2 separate regions of the Homo sapiens genome follow, and region 2 is linked to region 1. The links are chromatin loops, found by intact Hi-C in ENCODE. Cell type or tissue: HepG2. All regions are shown on one strand. Links, peaks and the distances in the headings refer to the core of each region. The heading gives the core; the rest is flanking DNA. Region 1 has its middle 230 kb from the start of LINC01848. Region 2 has its middle 290 kb from the start of MIR548F3.

Region 1 (10,896 bases), core at 1,926-9,925:
CATTCAAATTTGAAAAGCTTTGCTTCAGGGGACTCTAACGGGTTTCACACTTCTTGGGGTGCCTAACTCACCACGCTGGTGTGGTAAAACATCATGAGAGGCTGTGGTTGAACATTTCCCCATGTACAAGGAGAAGGATTTCCAGAAAGTAGATAGAATGGTAATGAGCATGGCAATTACAAATAAAGCCTTTGTTTTGAATTGGTAATTGAAGAAATATGCAAAAAAGTATGCAATTCTTCATTTTGAAATCTTTTAAATCCTCAGACATCTTGAAGTAAAAATGCCTCTGGAATGTGGCATAACACTTAGATCCTTTAGAAATTTAGATCAAAGGTGAGAATCATCAAAGTGTTTGTAGGTTCAAAGTAAAAAAATATACCAGTTCTGAAATACAAGAGTTATGTTGAGACGGTTTTTTGTCTCTGTGTGTCTTTATGAGGAAGTGCTTCTTGAACCTTTTAACCCTATAGACTTGCCAGTTTGAGTGGAAGAGGTGACATTTTCCTTTAAGCTACAGGTTGCATTCTGTTCAGATCCTCAAGCATCAAGGTCAGGCTCTGTTCAGAATAACTGAATGCTAATTGACTTGCTGGGAATTAATGTGCATTATCTTGTTTACACCAGTGTTCTGTTGGCAGTTTGTAAATCATTCTCTCCGGCAGGCTCTGACATGGATTTGAAGTTTGTTTCTGTTTTATAGGAGTTGGGTTAATCTCTAGCTATGCTAGAGGGTTAGAGAAATTAGACAGAATGAGAGAGGGGGGACCTCTCCCCTGCACATTTCTATATCATGAATGATTGTCAAAATTGACAGTGATTGTGCAGCCTGCATTTACCTCCAGGTAAGAAACAGGCTGGCTATATAATTATGCTAACGCTTTCCAGGGAATTTATTTTTTGTTCTCTATCTTTGCCAAATGTACACAGGCTCCTGCTTGCTTGAGCATTTTCTCAGCAACCAACCAACCAACACACACACACACACACACACACACACACACACTCTCTCTCTCTCTTATAAAAATAGGCACAGACTGGCTGGCACACTCATAGAGACCATGCAAGGTGACCTCAGTGATTTGTATGGCTACTCCTCCCCGTGGTCCATTTCTCAATGCAGTGGGCATTCTTCCAAATACACAGCAGCTCTTTGTGCAGTAATCACTTTGCCTTCTATTGAAACCCCAAGAAAGAGGTATACAGTTCCCCTACATATTGCTCTGCTTTTGGTCTACATTAACTATGATCCTATAAGAGGTGTGGAACCACAGCAACTCCAACTTGGATAGGAGCTGGGTAAAATGAGGCTGAGACCTACTGGGCTGCATTCCAAGATGGTTAAGGCATTCCAAGTCACAGGATGAGATAGGAGGTTGGCACAAGATACAGGTCATAAAGACCTTGCTGATAAAACAGGTTGCAATAAAGAAGTCGGCTAATACCCACCAAAACCCAGATGGCCACGAGAGTGAACTCTGGTCATCCTCATTGTTACGCTCCCACCAGCATCATGAATTTACAGATGCCATGGCAATGTGAGGAAGTTATATTATATGGTCCAAAAAAGGGAGGCATGAATTATCCACCCCTTATTTAACATTATCATCAATAAATAACCATAAAAATAGGCAACCAGCAGCTCTTGGGGGGCTGCTCTGACCATGGAGTAGCCATTCTTTTATTCCTCTGCTTTCTTAATAAACTTGCTTTCACTTTACTCTAGAGACTCGCCCTGAATTCTTTCTTATGTGAGATCCAAGAACCCTTTCCTGGGGTCTGAATTGGGACCCTTTTCCGATAACGGTCCCACTGTTGTTTACTTTTCTTCTCGCTAGCTAGCTATGTGATCTTGGGCAAGTCACTGTGCTTCAATCTCCTCATCTCTAAAATTAAGGGATTATACTCCTTAGGTGTATCCTGGGTTTCATGCTTCTTTTTCCTTTAGTTCTAGGAAGCAAAATAGTTGCTAGCACCAAAACTGCTCATCTTGGACTTTAAGCTTGGAGGAACCTGTAGGGCTGTAGCGAAAACTATGGTGACAATAGAGGCTTTATTTGGAGTTCCAGAGCTGCCTCTGAGTTAATGTGCAACTGACCTTTGGCAAGTCTGTTGGATCTTCAGTTTTCTCCTCTGTAAAATGGAGATAAATAGAGTTTCTTGCCTGTCCTGCAGGGCTGTGATGAGAGAGTGTATTGCAGTGAGTAAAGTGCTATATGGTGCAGAGGATGATAAATTATCCAGGTTTGTCTGACCAGTCCTTTTAACTAGGGAGATGGCATCAAGCTAGTCCCAACCCACAAGTATCCTCACTAGCAGCAGCTGCAGTGCTCAGTCTAGTTCCATAGGAGAATCCTTTAGAGATGAAGATGCCTGGACTGCACCTCAACACCACCCAATCAGAATTTCTAGGGGAAGTCTCAGGTGTAAAAAAAAATGCATGTGCAGCCAGGTTTGAGAACAAGTGATCTAAAGACAAGGAAATCTTACCACCCCCTCAGTCTCAAATCCTGATATTCATCGTATGTGACAGGATGTCCCTTATCACATCTGATGCCTGAGGTGTTGTGTAAGACAGAACAGAGTCTGCGGGGGACTGCCCTGCTGTAGCCTTCTTATTAAACTTGACAAATATACCTTCTAGTCTTATTTCATGGTTTTCTTCCCCATATATTGAATGGAAGGAATCTCTCACACTACTATTGGAAATGAACTTTCTGAGCACTGTGTGTCTTTTGGGAATGAGGCGAGGTTCAGCTTGAACTATATTTAGCCCCGTCTAAGCCCCTCTTTTAAGTAGTAACTAGGGCACAATTGAACTTTATCTTTCGCCGTTTGGAAAACCAAAGTAGTAGAAGACGATAGGGAAAGAGAAAGCAAAACAAATGGGTTTCTACTTATATACTTTTGTTACCAGTTAGAGCCTGTTTAGAACTGGCCACTGGTTCAGTTCTGTGCCTAAGGAACAGCTGTGGGAATGAGTATCTGGAGTTTATGCAAACTGCTTCCAGGTAACAAAGGCTTAGGCTAAATCTTTCTCTTTACTGTTCTGCTCTGGTTCCACCATGTCAGAGAGTAAACTCATGCTAGATATTTCAGAGCCATAGTACTAAGCAGTGCCATTAAGAACCTCAGAGCAGGCTGGGAGCGGTGGCTCACGCCTGTAATCCCAGCACTTTGGGAGGCTGAGGAGGGCGGATCACGAGGTCAGGAGATCGAGACGATCCTGGCGAATATGGTGAAACCCCGTCTCTACTAAAAATACATTAGCCAGGTGTGGTGGCGGGTGCCTGTAGTCCCAGGTACTCGGGAGGCTGAGGCAGGAAAATGGCTTGAACCTGGGAGGCAGAGCTTGCAGTGAGCCGAGATTGTGCCATTGCACTCCAGCCTGAGAGTCAGCAACACTCTGTCTCAAAAAAAAAAAAAAAAAAAAAAGAACCTCAGAGCAGGTGGCAGTTGGAGGGAGGAAGAGAAAGAAAATAACCCCATCCCAAATATGTGATTTGAAATAAAAGACGCAAAGCAAATTCTCAGGAGGTGGCCTTTTTATTTGTCTTTATTTATTTCACTTTAGTTTGTCAGTGAAATGAGATAAGAACATCTATCTCCTGCTAAATAGGGCCCACGTTCTTTTAGGTAAGAATGTAATGCTGGAGGAAGGCATTTCTGGAAACTCGGTTTAATCTATTTCTGGGGTAATGGACTTGCACAGCGGCCTCAAGTGCCACCGTTAATAGCTTCTTGCTTCTTCCAGCAGAAATGCACTAGAGCTGTGTTCAGATGTGTGTCCACTTTGAGGGAAAGAACAACAGAAACTTCTCTGGGAGAGGGGGAGAGTGAGAGAGAGAGAGAGAGAGAGAGAGAGAGAGAGCGAGAGAGAGAGGGAGAGAGAGAGAGAGAGAGAGAGAGAGAGAGAGAATTAAGCACATTCTTTAATCCAGCAAGAAAAAAGAAGAAATTACCTTAGTGCATGCTCCTACCGGTATAAACAGAAGCATTAGGGAAAAAGCTAGTTTCTTCATGACTGAAAAATATTTAGAACATAGAACTTGGGCTCCTACTTCTCTATATTTCCTTGGTTGCTTTAATCCTGTGAGCTTTCGGCTCCAGGGAGAAAGTCTAAAAATACTACCTCCTATTTGTTCAAAAGCAAGTAACAAAGGTGGAAGGGTCCTGCTTTTGCCTTAAAGGAAAAAAGAAATATGAAATCTTAGTGTTTTCATTTTTAAACTCTAAATCAAAGTGTGGCTTTAGAATATTGTGTTTTATTTTTATTAGGCAATGTGGAGGCATGCAACACAGATTCAAATGGTGCAAAAGGAAATACATTGGAAAGTTATTCTCCCTCCTAGCTTTATCCAGGTACTCCAGTTCCCCTTCGCTGAGGCAACCTCTGATGTTAGTTCTTGTGAATCTTTTCAGAGATATTCTTTGCATAGCAAAGTGTGCGTGTGTGTGTGTGTGTATGTGTGTGTATATGTGTGTGTGTATGCACAGATTCACATGGCCCTTTCTTCCTTCATTTAACATAAATAGTTGCATTCTACACACATTATCCTGCCCCTTGTGCTAGTCACTGAAGAAGTTGTCTGAGAGGTAATTTTATATTAGGACATAGAGACCAATCTTCTTCATTTTAATAGTTGTAAGAAGTTCACTGAGGCAGATATTGTAATTTTTTTAACCAGCTGCTCCAATACCAATTTAGCCTGTTTTGATTAATTTGCCACTACAATGTTGGAATGAATATTCTTATACATATACCTTAAAGTATACAATATTTTTGAATCTTAAGTTGCCACAATGTAAATTGATTTGCACATCTCTCTTCTTCCATGGTTGCAAGCTTCTCCCAGGCTAAGCAGAGATCTTTAGCAGATTTAATTGTATTTTATGTTTGAAATATCAACTGCAGGTCAGAGTGTATTGCTGTTTTCTGGATGTGAGATTTCCCTTGGGTTTCATTTAGCTGTTACCAACCTAGCCAGGGAGGACAGAAGTTTGAATTGTGTTTCCACACAGCCACCCGATCAGTTATTGAGCAAATATGACCCTTTCTGCTGCAATGGTAAGGTCACAAAAGTCACCTGAACAGCCTGAAGAAATCAATCCTACGGTGATCGAGGAACCACCTCTGACTTAGGGCTTTCTGAATGCACAGAATTTCTGACTCTGCATTGATAAGGTCATACATATGTGTGTACCAGACCTCAGGACTCCCTAGGGTTCTGGTTTTCAAAACTCTGAATAAATAGAAACTGGAACACATTTGGAGTGAGACTGAAGTCTCTGGGAATATTGAATCTTTGTACTTTTATTTTTTAAGTAGCAAGTATGTTTGGGCCGATAGATAAATCGGAATGTAATCATGCAGAGACAGTGAGGTAATCCTTCCATTCATCAGACGCAGGGCCATGCAAAGATACCAAGGTTGTCATTAAAACGTGGAAGCTTCCTACTTCTTGGTAAAATAAGTAGAGGAGGTTTGTTTTTACATTGATAAAGGAAAAGGAAAGCACTATCAGCAAAGAGGAGACAGGCAGTACCAAGATGAAAAGAATACAGGTTGAGAGTTATAAGACCTATACTTAGTTCAAATGCTGCATGATTTTTAGTTAGGACCAAGTCAGAAAACTGAAGTCAAGCTTTAAAAAAAAAAACAGAGTAAACATATTTGTTCTACAGATTGTCTTGATCTGGGGATATAAGAAGCCGTAATGTACTCAGCCGCGATTCACCTCTCAGCTTTGTTATTCTCAGGCTCCACATGGTGGTATAATGGCTGCCAAAAGCTCCTGTCCTTCCAGGCTCAAGGCTGGCTGGTAGAACAGCTTCTCTTCCTCTAAGAGTTCAAACAAAAGTCCTGGATGGTCAAGGGTCAAAAGTCAGAGAGCTCTTAGCAAACTAATGAGGTTACAAGGTGCTTGGTTCCCCCAAATTCATGAATGTCCAAAACAGCCTCTCAATAGGTATAAGGCTTTGGCTCACTTAATTTCTTATTGTTTTACTTTCCTCATTTGTAAAATATGGTTGAATTTTATAATCTTTGTGTCCTCCTCCAAATCTGAACTAATTTCCCTTCTTCCTCTTTTCCTTTGCTTTTCCACATTTATTGAGAATTTACTCTAGACGGGTATTCTACTTCCTATTCTTGATTGTTTATATTTTAATATGTATAAGAAATACATATGCGTCTAAAGAAGAAAACATTTCTAATCTAATAGAGATAAGTATAAAGAGCAATAGGAACACGGAAGAGGGAAGAATTATATCATTTATGGTAATAACATTTGAATACAGTTTGAAACTTGACCAGAGTTCCACAAGTTTGTGGTGTATACATGTTTGTGGTTGTATACAAGGAATAGAAGTGTGAAGCTGAAAATACTGAAAATGAGAAAAGTGCAGTGGTAAATTCACCCATACTTACATATTTATTTACTAGAGTCATCTACACTATTCTGGTAGTACCCAAGAGGATTGAGGACAGTACAGAGACCAATCAAAAGTCACTAACCAAATAATTAAAGAGTAGACAAGTATAGTTTCTGAGCAAGTATCACGGAAGTAAGTTAGAAAATAAATACTGAAGGATAATTAGGTAATAATTTCAGCTTGATTATAAAGGAACAAAAAAGAATTAACCGAACCAAACTAAACCACATCATCACCATCACCTCCCTCCAGAAAAAGTTCATAGTGATTTATAGTACATAGCCCAGTGAAGTGAGAAATTAGGGAGATAGGATTTTTTTTTTCTAAAATCTTGAAACATGGAAGTCTCTCCAGTGATGGATTGTGTATTCATATTGGAGGTCAGAGGAATGAATTAGAAGGCTTTCTAAAGCCCTAGAGTCCTTACATTCTCTAATATCTTTGTTTTACCTAAATGGCTGTTCTATGAGGTGACTTTATCCCAAATGAAAAATTGCTGCTACATAATAGTTGATACCAATTAGAAGGCAAATGTGGTGGTCCAGGGAACTATTTTAAATAATACAAAGGAATTCCATTCTTTCTAAATTCGGAGGAAAAGAACCAGAAATATCAGGACAAAACATTTACATTCTCCTCCAGAATGCCAAAAGGCACCATAGAAATGATCATTACAAGGACAGAAACTGTTGGAGTGGGAGGCAGTCAACCAGGGACCAAAGATTGAGTTTTCCTTTTCTACCTTTCCATCCTACCAGTTTTTCCTCAAGTGCTTTCTCGAGAGAATATATGTACTCACTTTTCTAGGCAGACTTAATTACAGTCTTATTTAGAAATAAGACTGGTTTACTTTATCCTTTTAAATTCCTTCCAGGACTAGTGTAGTTTCTATTACAATGCCTTAGGCATTAATAGTATCAGAAAACTAAATATGTAGTCTTGGTTCTAATGCAAAAAGGAAAGGTATGTTTCAAAAAGAAGAAAAGGGATGAGGGTGGGAGTGAGGAAGACTCTTTCCATTTAATGTTCACTTTTAGTAGGAATACAAATATTTGTGATTGGCATTGTGATTTTCACACTGCAGATGAACATCAGTTTTCTGCAATGATGTGAATTAATTCTTGAAGTAGTCTAACAACAAAAAATAATTTTTAAGCACATATTAGGAGGAATAAGTTGTGCTAGGCACTGTGGAGAATGTAAAAGACATAGTCATCACCCTCAGGGGGCTTCTATGCTAATGGGAGATGTGATTAGACTGATGCAGGCATTTGCTTTCCCTACCAAAACCACAATTCATAGCCTTAAGGCATGTCCTATTCACTGTCATGCTGTATAAATCTTCAATGATGCATAACAAATGATCACCTAGTTATCAACTTAAAACAACACACAGTTATTATCTCACAATTTCTGTGAGTCAAAAGTGTGTGCATTATTTATATGCTATTTTAAAAAGGTTGCAATCACAGTGTTGTGTGTTCTAGAGGCTTGGATAGGGAAGAATTGGCTTCCAAACTCATACAGCTTTTTATTGGCCGTTATCTGGAGACCACCTTCAGATTCTAGAAGCCACCTGCAGTTCCTGGCCATGTGGTCCTCTCCATAGGCAGTTCCAAATATGGCTGCTTACTTTTGCAAGGCCAGCAGGCTAATCTCTCCCTCCAGCCTGTTAAGATGGACACTTCTATAATAAAATATGATCATGAAAGTGACATCCCATTACCCTTGCCGTATTCTATTGGTTAGAATCAAGTCACATGTCACACACACTTATGGAGAGATTATACAAGGGTGTCATTCATTGAGAGTTATCTCAGGATGTATTCCCCATACATGGTATTCTACCAGATTTTGCTTCTGACAAAGGAACTCGTTTTACAGCAAATGAAGGGTGCCAATGGGGTCATGTTAGTGAAACTCACTAGTCTGATCATGTACCTAATCACCCTGAAGCAGCTGGCCTGATGGAACTGTGGAACCATTTTTTGAAGACTCAGTTAAGCATAAACTGGTTGGCAGTACCTTGAGGGTCTGGAGAAAATGTCCTCCAGGGTGCTGTATATGCTCTAAATCAGTTAAACTTCTGTGCTGTTTCTTCAATAGCCATATTCATGGGTCTGGGGATCAAGGGCTGGAAATGGGAGTGGCTCCTCTATTAACCCTAACGTTCCACTAGTGAAATTTTCATTTTCCATCTCTCCATCCCTAGGATTTGCTGGTCTAGAAGTTTTAGTTAACAATGAGGAAATGCTTCTGGCAGGAGATACAGCAATGGTTCCACAAACTGGAAGTTGAAAATCTCCCTGGAAACGTTGAGTTCTTTATGTCAATAAATCTACAATCAAAGATAAAGTTCTGGTACTGGTTCAGATATGTGATCCCGACCAGGTAGAGGAAATTTTGTTGCTACTCCACTATGGAGTAAGGAGGAGTATATCTGGGACGTAGCAGGTTTACCTGGGACACCTCTAAGCATTTCCATGTCCTGTGATTTAAGTCAGTAGAGAACTAAATAGGCCGATATAGGGAGGACTTCTAATGGCCTAGACCTTTTAGAAATGAATATTCAGGCCCCTCACCAGACAAAGGTGCTTGCTGAGGCCAAGAAATATAGAATAGGTAGAGGAAGGTAATTATAAATATGTAGTATGACCACACAATGGGTTGCTGTTATTATAAAATTATTTAATATTATTTGTTATATATATATATATCTCATAATTTTTCTCTCCTTTCCAATTTTCTTACCATACAACATATGATATATTAATATTAGTTGTGTGTGCCCTATTGCTGCTGTAACGAATCACCACAAATTTAGTGATTAAACCCAAATTTATTCTCATGTAGTTTTGGAGATCAGAAGTCCACAATCAGTCTCAGTCGGCTAAAATCAAGGTGTTGACAGGACAGGTTCCATCTGGAGGCTCTGAGGAGAGAATCTGTTTCTTTGCTTTCTCCAGCTTTTAGTGTTCACGTGTATTCCTATGTCTGAGGCCCTTTCCTTCATCTTCAGAGCCCATCACTCCAATCTCTGCTCTGGTATCCCATCACCTCCTTCTCTGCCTCTGTCTCCTCCTCTGTCCCTCTTATAAGGACTCTTGTGATTACGTTGAATACATCCAGATAACGTTGAATAGCCTCCTCATTTCAAGATCTTCTATTTAATTACATTTGCAAAGTCTCTTTTGTCATAAAACAACATTCACAGGTTCCAGGGATTAGGATGTGAACACATTAAGGATGTGTGTGTGGCAGGTACTAGTCTACCTACCACAATTGTTAAACTGGATTTCTCAGTATTTAAGTTTCAGGGTATCAAAGCAGATATGTGACTCAGCTAAAAGAGGAATAAATATTACCTAATGACAAAAAGGAATTTTATATTCTTTTATGGGGAAAAAGTCTGCTTTTGGCTGTATGAGATATGGTTCCATTAGTTAGAAGGAGACATGATTTTGCAATTGTTTTTGTTTGGAAGAGAAAGTAAGTTAAAAGATGTATTTGGATGGTAAGTGTATATAGATGTCAAAGTAGATTTTTGTCTCAGTTTAGCTAAAATAGAACTACATTTCCCAGAATCCTCTTTGTGTTTAGTTTAGAGATGGTGTGGACCACGAGAGATGTTTTGTGCGAGATTTGGCAGGCAGCAGTGGAGAGGCCATATTCCATTGCATGAGGACATGAGTCTAGGGCTTGAGGCACTGCATTCATGCTTATCTGCTAGCTCACCCAGTTGGTGTGGGGCAGAAGACTAGCACACTGCCCTTACAGCTCCTATTGGGCATTTTGTGTTTGCTTCTCCAACCTCTTGGCTAGGTACACGTTCATCTCTATGAAAAAGGACACAAAACTCTCCTAAAAGACACCTCCATTATAAAAGTTAACGTCTTAGAAGCTGTGAAGACCAGTGTGGCTTCTAGTCCATCACTGTAGGTTCCAGCTCAGTCTCACAAGCTGCAGATTGTTCTTGCTTCACATTCTTGATATATGTCTTCCTTTCCTGACTGCCACAAGTACATAAGGTCATATCTCTATATCACATTTTAATTTATTTGTTAGGATACACCTATATTAATATATACATTCAGATGCTGCATAACATTTCAATCAACAAATGACCACACATATGATGGTGGTCCTGTAAGATTGTAATTTCACATTTTTACTGTCCCTTCTCTATATTTAGATAGACAAATACCATTGTGTTACAGTTGCCTACAGTATTTAGTCCAGTAACTGCTGTACATGTTTGTATCCTAGGAGCAATAGGCTATACCCTATAGCCTAGATGTGTAGTAGGCTATACCATATAGGTTTGTGTAAGTTCACTCTGATGTTTGCACAACGATAAAATCACCTAATGACACATATCTCAGAACATATCCCTGTGGCTAAGCGATGCATGACTGTATGGTAATACATTAATCATATACATCTTCCAGTGGTTGTTCCTTT
Region 2 (10,896 bases), core at 1,651-9,650, 120 kb after region 1:
GAGGGTCCACACCAGCCCCTCATCCCCTTGGACTCTCCAGAACTTGGAGGGAGCAAGAGCAAAGGCTGCAAAACAGCAATAATGGTGGCTCACCCCTTCCTCTGGGAGCTCTGTCTTAGGGAGGTACAGAGCCACTGCCAGTCTGAGAATGCTGGTTGGGGAGGCTGAAGTCCCTGCTCAGAAAATCCCACCCAGTTAGGAGAAATGGGATCAGGGACCCATGCAAAAAAAAAACAAAAAACAGTCTGGCTGCTTCTCCACAGGGCTGCTTCACTGTGCTGGGGATCCACTCCCAGTCTCTGGTCACCTTGGACTCTGTAGATCTCAAAGGCAGCAGCAGAAAAGACCAGGAAATGGCAAAGATGGTGACCTGTCCCTCCCTCTAGGAGATTCAGCTCTGGGGAGTGTGATGTTGGTGTTGGTGCTGGCCTGAGAACACCGGCAGTGGGTGGCTGAAATCATAGGTCAGTGGGTCTTAACCTACAGAGGTGTCATGGAAGTGAGGCCTGCAGACCATCACTGTTCAGCCCCCTGAAATCAGCCCTTTTTTGATCTCATAATAATTCTCTACACTTCCTCCCAAACATCCAATTCATTGTTTCCTTGACTTATCTTTTAGTCTGTTGTGTAATAATCATTAATTATAGCTTTGTGTTTTTGGCCATTTTTACTTTAGATCTTCACACTAGAGGATTGACAGATTTATTATATAGCACCATTACAGCACTTGGATATTCTGAATTTGATTATTAATTTACCTCTACATACGAGTTTTATAGTTTTATGGGTTTTTATGATAGTAATTATCATGTCATTTCCAGCGGGAGCACTTTCTTAAGCATTTCTTGTAAAGCTGGCCTAATGGTGATAAATTCCCTCAGCTATTGCTTGTCTGGGAAAGTCTTTGTTTCTCCTTCCAGTTCCAATTTTCTTAAGGATAGCTTTACCAGAGACAATATTCTTGATTGGCAGTTCATCTTCTTTCAGCACTTTGAATATATCATTCTATTCTCTCCTGGACCATAGGATTTCTGCTGAGAAATCAGCTGATAGGCCAGTGGGATTTATTTTACATGTGACTTGATGCTTTTTTCTGGCAACATTTAGCATTCCCTCTCTTTGCTTTTGACTTTTGACAGTTTGCCTGTAATGTTACTTAGAGAGGATCTTTTTGAGTTAAATAAAGTTGGGAACTTTTGAGCTTCCTGGATTTGGATGTCCACAATTCTCCAAAGACTTGAGACATTATTAGCTATTATTTTATTAAATAAATTTTCTGTTCCTTTCCCCATCTCTTCTCCCTCTGACACTCCTATAAACAATCACAGTCACACATCACCTAATGATAGGAACACTATTGGAGAAACGTGTCATTAAATTTTTTTGGTTTGGAACACACCATAGAGTGTAGTTACACAGATCCAGATGACACAGGCTACTACATACCTAGGAAATATGGTATAGCCTATTGCTCTTAGCCTACAAACTGGTACAGCTTATTACTAAACTGAATACTGTAGGCAGCTGCAACACAACGTTAAGTATTTGTGTATCTAAACATATCTAAACACAGAAAAGATGCAGTAAAAACTATGGTATTATAATCTTATGGGACCACTGTTTTATATGTATTTAAATCATTGACTGAAACGTTAGATGGTATATGGCCATTTTTGCTTGCTTAATGTTGTCTCAAAGTCCCATAGACTTTCTTCAGTCACTTTTTGTTCTTCATTATTTTTTCCTTTCTTACTGAGTTATTTCAAAGGATGTGTCTTCAATTTAAGAAATTCTTTCTCCTTCTTGATCTTGTCTGTTGTTGAAGCTGTCAGTTGTATTTTTTATTTCATTCATTGAATTCTTCAAGATTTATTTAATGATATATATCTCTCTGAGTTTCTTATTCAGGTTATCAGTTGCTTTCCTGAGTTTACTGAACTGTTTGTCTACATTATCTTATATCTTGCTGAGTTTCCTTAAGATTATTACATTGAATTCTGTTTTAGAAATTTTATAAATATGTTTTTCTTCATGGTCTATTACTGGAGACTTATTGTATTCCATTGAGGGTGTCACATTTCCTAGATTTTTCTTTTCATTGTGTTTCTATACTGATGTCTGATCATCTAGCAGGACAGTTGGTGTTTCCAATTTTATGGAGTAGTTCTTGTAAAGAGAGACTTTTTCCTGTAGATAGGTCCCAGGATGTCAGTTGGGTATGGTGAGTTGGCTTTGTTTTAGAATGAACTTAGCAGCTTAACTGAATCTCCATTAAGTTTCTTTAGCCGTAGTCCTTGTCAGCAATGTTAGCAATTGCCTCAGTGACCTAGGCTACAGGAGTTTGTGATGGTGGTGACATGATTTTGCTGGGAGTAAATGCACTGAGCTGTTTGTCAGACATAGTACGTGCAGTCATGGCAAACCAATAAGTTTGTACAGTAGGATTTCTGGGGGTGGGAGTGGAGTGTCTCTACTGGGCTGGTTGTCACTCTGGTTGTTCATGGGAGAAGTAAGCCAGCAGGCTGTGTGGCTGACTCTTCAGGGATGCAGGGCTGCTGGCAGACACCACTGGGCCAGTCATGGATGCAGGTGTGCTGGTGGGCTGGCTGGCTGAGCAGTGCAGGCACATGTGGGCATAGCTGGACAGTTGGCTGTAAGGAAGCTTCCCCACTGTTTAAGTCCACCTGTTATTGGAAGAGAGTGTTGTGCTGCATGGGTTTAGAAACTGGGTCCTTGCTTGTTCTGTTGGGTCTAGGTTCCAGGCAGCCAAGATCTTGGTGCTGCAGTCATCAACATGAGTGTGGTAGAATGACAATGGGGCCTAAGCATGAAGAGAGTCAGTGGCTACTTGCACTCAGGATAAGATGCACTCTAGCAGTGATTTTGGTTTCACGATGGTTCCATGCATTAACAATTTAGATTGCAAAAAGTGGGGAGTGGGGGTCACCATGGGCTCTTACTCTGGGACAATGCAGCTGCACAAACTTCTGGTAACTAGCCAAACTGGATCCAGGGTCTTTGAGGACTTAGGGACTTTCCTGTATCAAGGACTGCTAGTCCCTGTGGCATCAGTGGCAACTACTGAGGTCTTATTTTACCTTTTCCCCATAAGAATTTCCTCCTGACTCTGAGCCAATCCTGACAGGGGAGACAGTGCTGTAGAGGCAGTATGTCTCACTGCCCCCCTCTATGGTGCTACCCTGTTTTCCATACACAGCAGGGATTTTACTGCTTTCTTGGTGCTCTCCAGTATACTTTCCCAGTTCCTCCAGTAAAGTTATAGCTGTTCATTTATTGTTTGAGTCTCTTTATGTGTGTGCATGGGGGGAACAAGTACAGATAACTCTAGTCAGCCATCTTATTAATGCCTATTTGTTTTTTAATCAACAATCGTTTTGATGGTCATTGTTCCAAGATTATTGATTTTTCATGTAACTCTAGGATGTGCCATTTCCATTAGCCAAGCTCCTTGTAATCCTGAAACCAAAGAGACTTACTTTTTCATTTCAAGAGATATATTGTTATGAATGGCTGTTAGAGAGGAATGACTTGTTTTTTCTACTCTACAATTCAGTGGTGCTAGGTTTCAACAGGTGTCTCCTGGATTTAAGCTTTTCAAGAGAATAAATTCTAGGTTGAGACACCAAAAATTTAACAGAAGTTATTGATTCTGTTACCCAATTGCTTGACAATAATTATTGAAGACAAATTAGTTCTTCCTTTTGTCCTCTCTTTCCAACAGAATATCACTCTTATTGCCAGAAAATATATTGTGTTGGGAAACAATAAAAGAAAAGCAATAAAAGAAAAAGATGAACAGGACTTCATTGGATAAATGGAAAATAACTGATCTCTTATCACTGTAAATTCTTAGAGACCAACTGCTGTAGCTGAAAAGGATCAATAAACCCACAACTAACATCAAACAACAGCATCTCTGTTAAACATAACCACTATACCATGGAGCTATTGTGCTATATCTCTTCTCTCATCTTAAAACAAATATTCGTATTTAAAAAAAGAGTTTTAGAAGTCTAACAGAGCCTTTATAAAGGCCATTACTCTCCAAAAATTTAGGGCCCATATCAATCTTTAAAGTTTTTATTTTCAATACCTAGCTTAGTACCAGAAACTTTTTTCTATATCTTCTTTCGTGAACTTCGGTAGTCTGAAAAAGACATGTCTGTGTTGGGGACCTCACAGCAAATGGTAGCTGGGAATCAGTTCTCTCTCTAGTTTATAATCCATTGCACTTCTAATAGAAATGATCAGGACTTATCGAATACACTGAATTCTGTCAACTCACATAGTGACAAACAATACAGCCAGGAATAATTTTGATGTAAACAGAAGTACTATAAAAACAACTAATAGAGTTTTATGTAGCTCTGCTGATTTCATTTTTGGTACTATTGCATAAATTTTGACCAGAAAAACATTCTGTCAGTGAATGAATTGGACTCAGGGATCTAGAACATTCTCAAAACCAGATAAAGGCTGTATTCACTTTATTCTTTGGGTGTGTAGGAGATCAGATATTCAATCTTTTCTTTTTAGTTTATAGATCCCAGATTAAGAGAAGCTAAATTCCAAAATCTGCATTTAGACATGAGGTAAATCATGAGACCCAGGCTTCACATATAATACTATGATTGAATGGAACTTTTAGAAGGTATTAAGCTGGGCTCAGCATATTTTTAATATGGTAAGAATGTGAATAATTATATCCAGAGAGGCTGGTTATTTGCAAAATTTATTTACTGATTATTTGCAAAAGAGGCTTTATTTATGCCCTTTCCTGTATCCATTACCTTTTGTAATTTCACCTTGAGACATTTCCCATCAAGATTGAAGTCTTTCTGTCTACATTTTGAATCTGAGTTAAGTTTGTGAGTAGAATGTGGCAGAAGATACATTGTGTTATTTCTGAGCCTAGGCTTAAGAGCACTTGCACATATCTACTCATTGTCTTGAATTATTGCTAATATTGTGTACAAAACCAAGGCTAGCTTTCTAGATGATAAGAAAGACGAGGCTCTCTTTCTCCTATTGCTCCAATCAATAGGCAGGCAAACCCCATAAGAGCTTCCTAGCTGACTAGCAGCTGGCTGACAACCCATTCAGGACCAGAATAACTTCCACTAGAGTTCGCCCCAATTTTTGATCCACAAAATTGTGAACTAAATATAGAATTGTTGTTTTAAATAATGCATGGTGTATGGACAGAAAAAGTAACCAATGGAATGAATGGAGAGTCTACATGCTAGGCATATAAGACCTTTTGATTTCCAAAAAAAAGTTGGGCCTGCTGGATGGTGAATAAAGAAAGATATTTTTCATAAATAATATTGAGGCAAATAAATAACCAAAACAATGTAATAATAATAATAATAATAAAGCTTGCCTCCTGCTTCACAAATACATAAATATTAATTTCAGATGAACAGTGGATCTAAATGCAAAAGGCAAAATGAAGTCTTCTGAATATTTTAACATGCTTGAAATACAAAGATATTGCTGAAGTGAAACAGAAAAAATGATGATCATAAAAAAGAGATTCATAAAATGGACTTCAAAAAAGGTCATGAACTCAAATTTTATGAAAAAGTACACGTAAGTACAAAAGGGCCAATAATGTTAAACATGTGCAAGAGTTTTTAATGTGAAATAAAAAAGTCAGTATCCCAAAATGTTAACATGAGAAATAAAATTAGAAAAAAGCATCGATAAATCAAGTTTGATAGAAAGCAAAGATGGTAGTAAAGTATTTAAATATACTTATAATTACAATAAATGTAAATGGGCTAAAGTCACCAAAAAAAAGAACAGAAATTGTTAAGTTTGATAAAAATGTAAATTTGTGCCATTTATCAGAGCCATATTTAAAAGACAATTAAAATAAAGGTTTAGACTAAAATAATGGAAGTTTAATATTAGATAAAAACTAATGAAAGGAAAAATTACATAGTTATAATAATAGACAAAATATATAAAGTTATGAAATGATAAAATAATTACTTTTTTCAGAAGATATAAATATTTTAAGCTTGTATCTACTAGAAGAGCCTTAAAGACCATAAAGAAAAAATGGCCAGAACTACCAGAGGAGAGACAAATCTTAAATCACAGTGGAAGATCTTTACAGATTTCTCCTGACACAATGAACATACACCAACATTCCTTTCAACCATGTCTATAAAATGTAATCAAACTTGTCATATACTAGGCTAGCCTCAACAATTAATATAAAAGCAATCACTATCATACAGATCAAATTCTGTCACCAGATTAAATTTATCTTGGAAATTGATAACAAAAATATGATTAAAACACCCAATATTTTTGAAAATGAAAAAATGGAAGCTCTACATACCTCATGGGTCAAATAAATGACCATAATGGAAATCAAAAGAGCATGTGTAATATGATGCCATTTAAAAATTATATTTCAGTACTGTAAATATTTTTGCCTAGAGGGATATCTAAAGAGTAGTCAGATAAAGGTCAACTCCAAGTATTTCAGGGTAATAGGATTTCACATGATTTTCATTTACTTCTGAAAAGTCCGCTTTTTTTTCCCACATGAAAATGTTTCATTTTAAAAAATAACAGTTTTATATCCTATTGAAACAGAGAAAGAGAAGCTTTAGGATGGTTGACTAGTTGCATTTCATGCTCACTTCATGCACTTAAAAGAGCCAAAGGAGTGTACAGATAAGCACACCTCAAATGCAATATCCAAGAGAGGGCAATGGAATTGAGCAGAAAAGTGACAGGAAACACTGGGAACAGAGAGGTAAGAGAGACAGCCTACTTGGTCAGGATCAGATGGAACCTGTAAGTGACTTCCTAATGCAGGGAAAAGGTAAGTTAGAGAGTTCTAGTGGCCCATATTCCCTCCAAAGAATCATACAATTCTGGTCATGGGAGAGGCCCTTGACCTTTCTAACTCCTGAAGCTGACACAGGCAGCCACCAGGAGACCATGGTATGAAACTGCTCTTGAGAGGGAGCTCATGCTGGATTCTATACACTTTCTGAGACCTAAGCAGCCGCTGCAAGGTGCCATTTTCAAACCTAACTTTTGGCAGACTGCATTCTGTTCTGGGACCCAGAAGCATTGGGTCTGGGGCATTAGGGAAATGTGTTGTTGCTACTGAGACTGCAGTGCAAACTGGGAGTGCTCCTGCAGCTGGGGCTGAGAAGCCAGTGAGGCATGAACCGCAGCTGCTGGTGCTGGGAAGTAAGCACTGCCAGGACTGAGACTGAAATGCTAGCAGGGCACAAGTTGCCAGTGAGACTTAGTTAGGGACTGGGCAAGGGCTTTTGCAGCTGGGGTTGGGGAGTAAGCCCTGTCAAACTGGGGCATAAGAGAAAAACATCTTCCCTACCTGCTTACCCAGGCTATAGCCAGCAAGGTCACCCCAACCTCTCCAGTGGAAGGACCTCAGCATGGCTCACTTGAACACTCTGCCTTGTGTTTGAGAATCATCCCACCCCTGCCCACCATGGGCGGTGCCTCCTACTCTCAGCATTAGGATGCCTGAGCACAAGCCTGCCTTACACCTCCCCAAGACAGAGCACATAGCCCAGCGTCTTGGGGATTGCCCAGCCCAGTCAACATCTTGGGCACCTCAGCACTCCTCCCAGAAGCCTGGAGTTGGGCCTAAACTCCCATTTGCTGTTACCTCAACTGACACCTACCTTCAAGAGTCATCAGCAGGCCTGGAGACTAACTCACCCAGCCTACCGCAGCCATTGACAAAATCAATGTATGCTGCTCAAGACTCAGATAATCATCCCACCACTGCCATTACCCATGCTATGCCAGCTTCCAAGGGGCCCCAGAACCCACCCACCTACCCATTTCACCATTGCTGCCATTAGCAGCTGATCAAGCCGCTTGGAGGCCAAAGAATTGGTCCACCAATAACTGCCAACCCAGTGCCAGTATAAATCACTATTTGGCACAAATATAGGCATGCTTAGCACACCACTGCCATCACTGGAGCCTGGAAATTTGCTCAACTGGCATCCCAAGCCCCCGTGCAACTTCACCAAACAGCTTCCGTTAATAATCTCACCCCAATGTGCCAAATAAATCACGTATACCCCAGCACTGTTTACAGCCAAATAAATCATACAGATACCACTACTGCATGCACCCAGAATCAAAGCCAAAGTGTGCTACCCAACAAACACCATAGATACACCTTTATGAAAAAGTCCTACCTTGTGAAAGTAAATTCAAAAATAGGAAGAAGCAACTGGTACACCAGATGCACAGATATCAATGTAAGGATGCAGGAAACATTAAAAAGCCAGTAAATATGACATCCCAAAGAAACCAAATTATTCTCCAGGAGTATATTTTCATCAAAAAGACATTTTTGAAATTCCAGATAAAATATTGATTTTAAAGAAGGTAAGATACAAAAGAATTCTTAAAAATTACAAATAAACAAGAAAGACAATTCAGTATATGAATGAGAAATTTACCAAATAGATACTTTAAAAGAAACACATAGAAATTCTGGAACTGAAAAAAATTCATTGAGGGAAACACAAAATACACTTGAAAGCTTCAACATTAGACTAGGTAAAGCAGGAGAAAGAAACTCAGAACTTGAAAACTGGTTTTTGAAATAATTCAGTACAACAAGAATAAAGACAAAGGAATAAAAAAATGACCAAAGTCTTTGTGACATTTGGAACATAAAGCAACTGAACATTTCAATTTTTAGAATCCCTGAGGTTAAAGAGAAATGAAAGAATTAGAAAGCACAATTAATAAAATAATACATATAAATTTCCCAAGTCTAGCAAGAGATTTAGAAATCCAAATACAGGAGGTTTAGCAATCCCCAGACAGATACAATGTAAAACGGTTTCCATGACATATTACAGTCAGATTATCTAAAGTCAAACATAAAGAATTAATACTAGACAGCAAGAGAAAATCATGTGGTTACCTATAAAAGAAACCTTATCAGAATAACAGCAGATTTCTCAGCAGATACCTTACAGGCCAGAGAAGAAAGAGACAAAATATTCAAAGTGTTGAAAAAAATAAACTGCCAGCCAAGAATAATACATCCAGCAAAATTATTCTTTATAAATGAAAGAGAAATAAGGTCTTTCACAGACAAGCTAATGTTGAAGAAATTTATTACCACTAGACTGATCCTACAAGAAATGCTGAAGGGAGTCCCACATCTGTAAGTGAAAAGAGAATATTTACCATTATGAAAATACTAAAGTATAAAGCTCAGTGGTTAAGCAATGACTCAGAGGAGAAAGAGAAAGGACTCAAAGATAACACTATAGAAGTCCACCAAGCCATCATGACAGCAATAAGAGCAAAGATTATATAAAACAACCAGAAAACAGTGAACAATATGACAGGAACAAAGCCTCACATATCAGTAATAACCATGTATGTAAATGGATCAAATTATCTACTTAAAAGATATAGAATGATTCAACTGATAAAAAGACATTATTCAATTATGTTCTTACTAGAAGAAACTCACCTTACCAGTAAAGACACATACAGACTGAAAGTAAAGATATGGAAAAAGATATTCTATGCAAACAGAAACAAAAAAGGCAGGAGTATCTATACAACAAACTTTAAGTCAAAAAAAAAATTTAAAAAGACAACAAAAGCCATATATAATGATAAAAGAATCAATCTGATAAATGAATATAATAATTCTAAATATGTATGTACCTAACAATTGGAGCACCCAAATACATAAAACAAGTATTACTAAATCTAAAGAGAGAGACGAACTGTAATACAATAATAGTGAAGTACTTCAACACCACACTTTCAGCATTAGACAGATAATCTATACAGAAAACCAGCAAGGAAACATTGAATGTAAACTGGACATTAGAACAAATGGACCAAATAGACAATTATAGAACATTCTGTTCAACAGCTGCAGAATATACATATTTTCATCAGCACATGGAACATTTTCCAGGCTGAGCCATATGTTAGGTCACAAAGCAAATCTGAAAAAAATTTTAAAAATAAAAATCATATCAAGTATCTTCTCTAGACCATAGTGGAATAGCACTAGATATTAATACCAAGAGGAACTTGAGAAACTATAGAAATACATGGAAGTTAAACAACATGCTCCTGAATGACCATTGGGTCAATGAAGAAATTCAGATGGAAATCAGAAAAATTCTTGAAACAAATGAAAATGGACCCATCATGTACCAACACCTGTAGGATACAGCAAAAGCAGTATTAAGAAGGAAGTTATAGCAAGAAATGTCTGGAACAAAAAAGTAGAAAGATTTCAAATTAACAGTTTAATTATATACCTCAAGAAACTAGAAAAGCAAAAACAAACTAAACTCCAAATTAGCAGAAGAAAGGAAATAATAAATATCAGAGCAGAACAAAATGAAATAGAGACCAAAAATGCAAAAAATCAACAAAATGTTAGTTATTCATAAAGATTATATACATACATAAATTCTAACTAGACTTACCAGGAAAAAAGGAGAGAAGACTCAAACAAATAAAATCAGAAATAAAAAGGGACACATTACAACTGATATCACAAAAACATAAGGATGAGCTGAGACTATTATTAACAACTGTTCATTGACAAATTGAAGAACCCAGAGGAAATGGATAAATTGATGGAAACATACAACCTACCCAGATTGAATCAGGAAGAAATAGAAAATGAACTGAGCAATAGTGAGCAGCAAGATGGAATCAGTAATAAAGTCTCCCAACAAAGAAAAGCCCAGGACCAGATGAAGTCACATCCAAATTCTACCCAATGTACAAAGAACTAATGCTTAGTCTCCTGAAACTATTTTAAGGACTTAAGAGGAGGGAATTCTAGCTAATTCATTCTAAGAA

Evidence for each region. Hi-C counts contacts between places; a loop is a spot of excess contacts. Peaks named below come from ENCODE experiments on the same cell type or tissue, not always from the same donor. Only the 100,000 strongest peaks of a DNase experiment are listed, where the experiment ranks them.
Region 2: it touches region 1 in a loop (8-fold over the local background); 1 of 110 quality-filtered maps calls a loop at or near these places.

The regions. Positions count from the first base shown.
Region 1 is chr5:110,104,832-110,115,727 of GRCh38, forward strand. No RefSeq gene overlaps it. Among named protein-coding and RNA genes, the nearest start is that of LINC01848, 230 kb to the left of the region's middle. In HepG2, for the core only: no CTCF peak of the experiment used is centred there; DNase peaks (open chromatin) are centred at 2,050 and 5,060; H3K4me3 peaks cover 427 bases.
Region 2 is chr5:110,220,334-110,231,229 of GRCh38, forward strand. No RefSeq gene overlaps it. Among named protein-coding and RNA genes, the nearest start is that of MIR548F3, 290 kb to the right of the region's middle. In HepG2, for the core only: no CTCF peak of the experiment used is centred there; no DNase peak of the experiment used is centred there.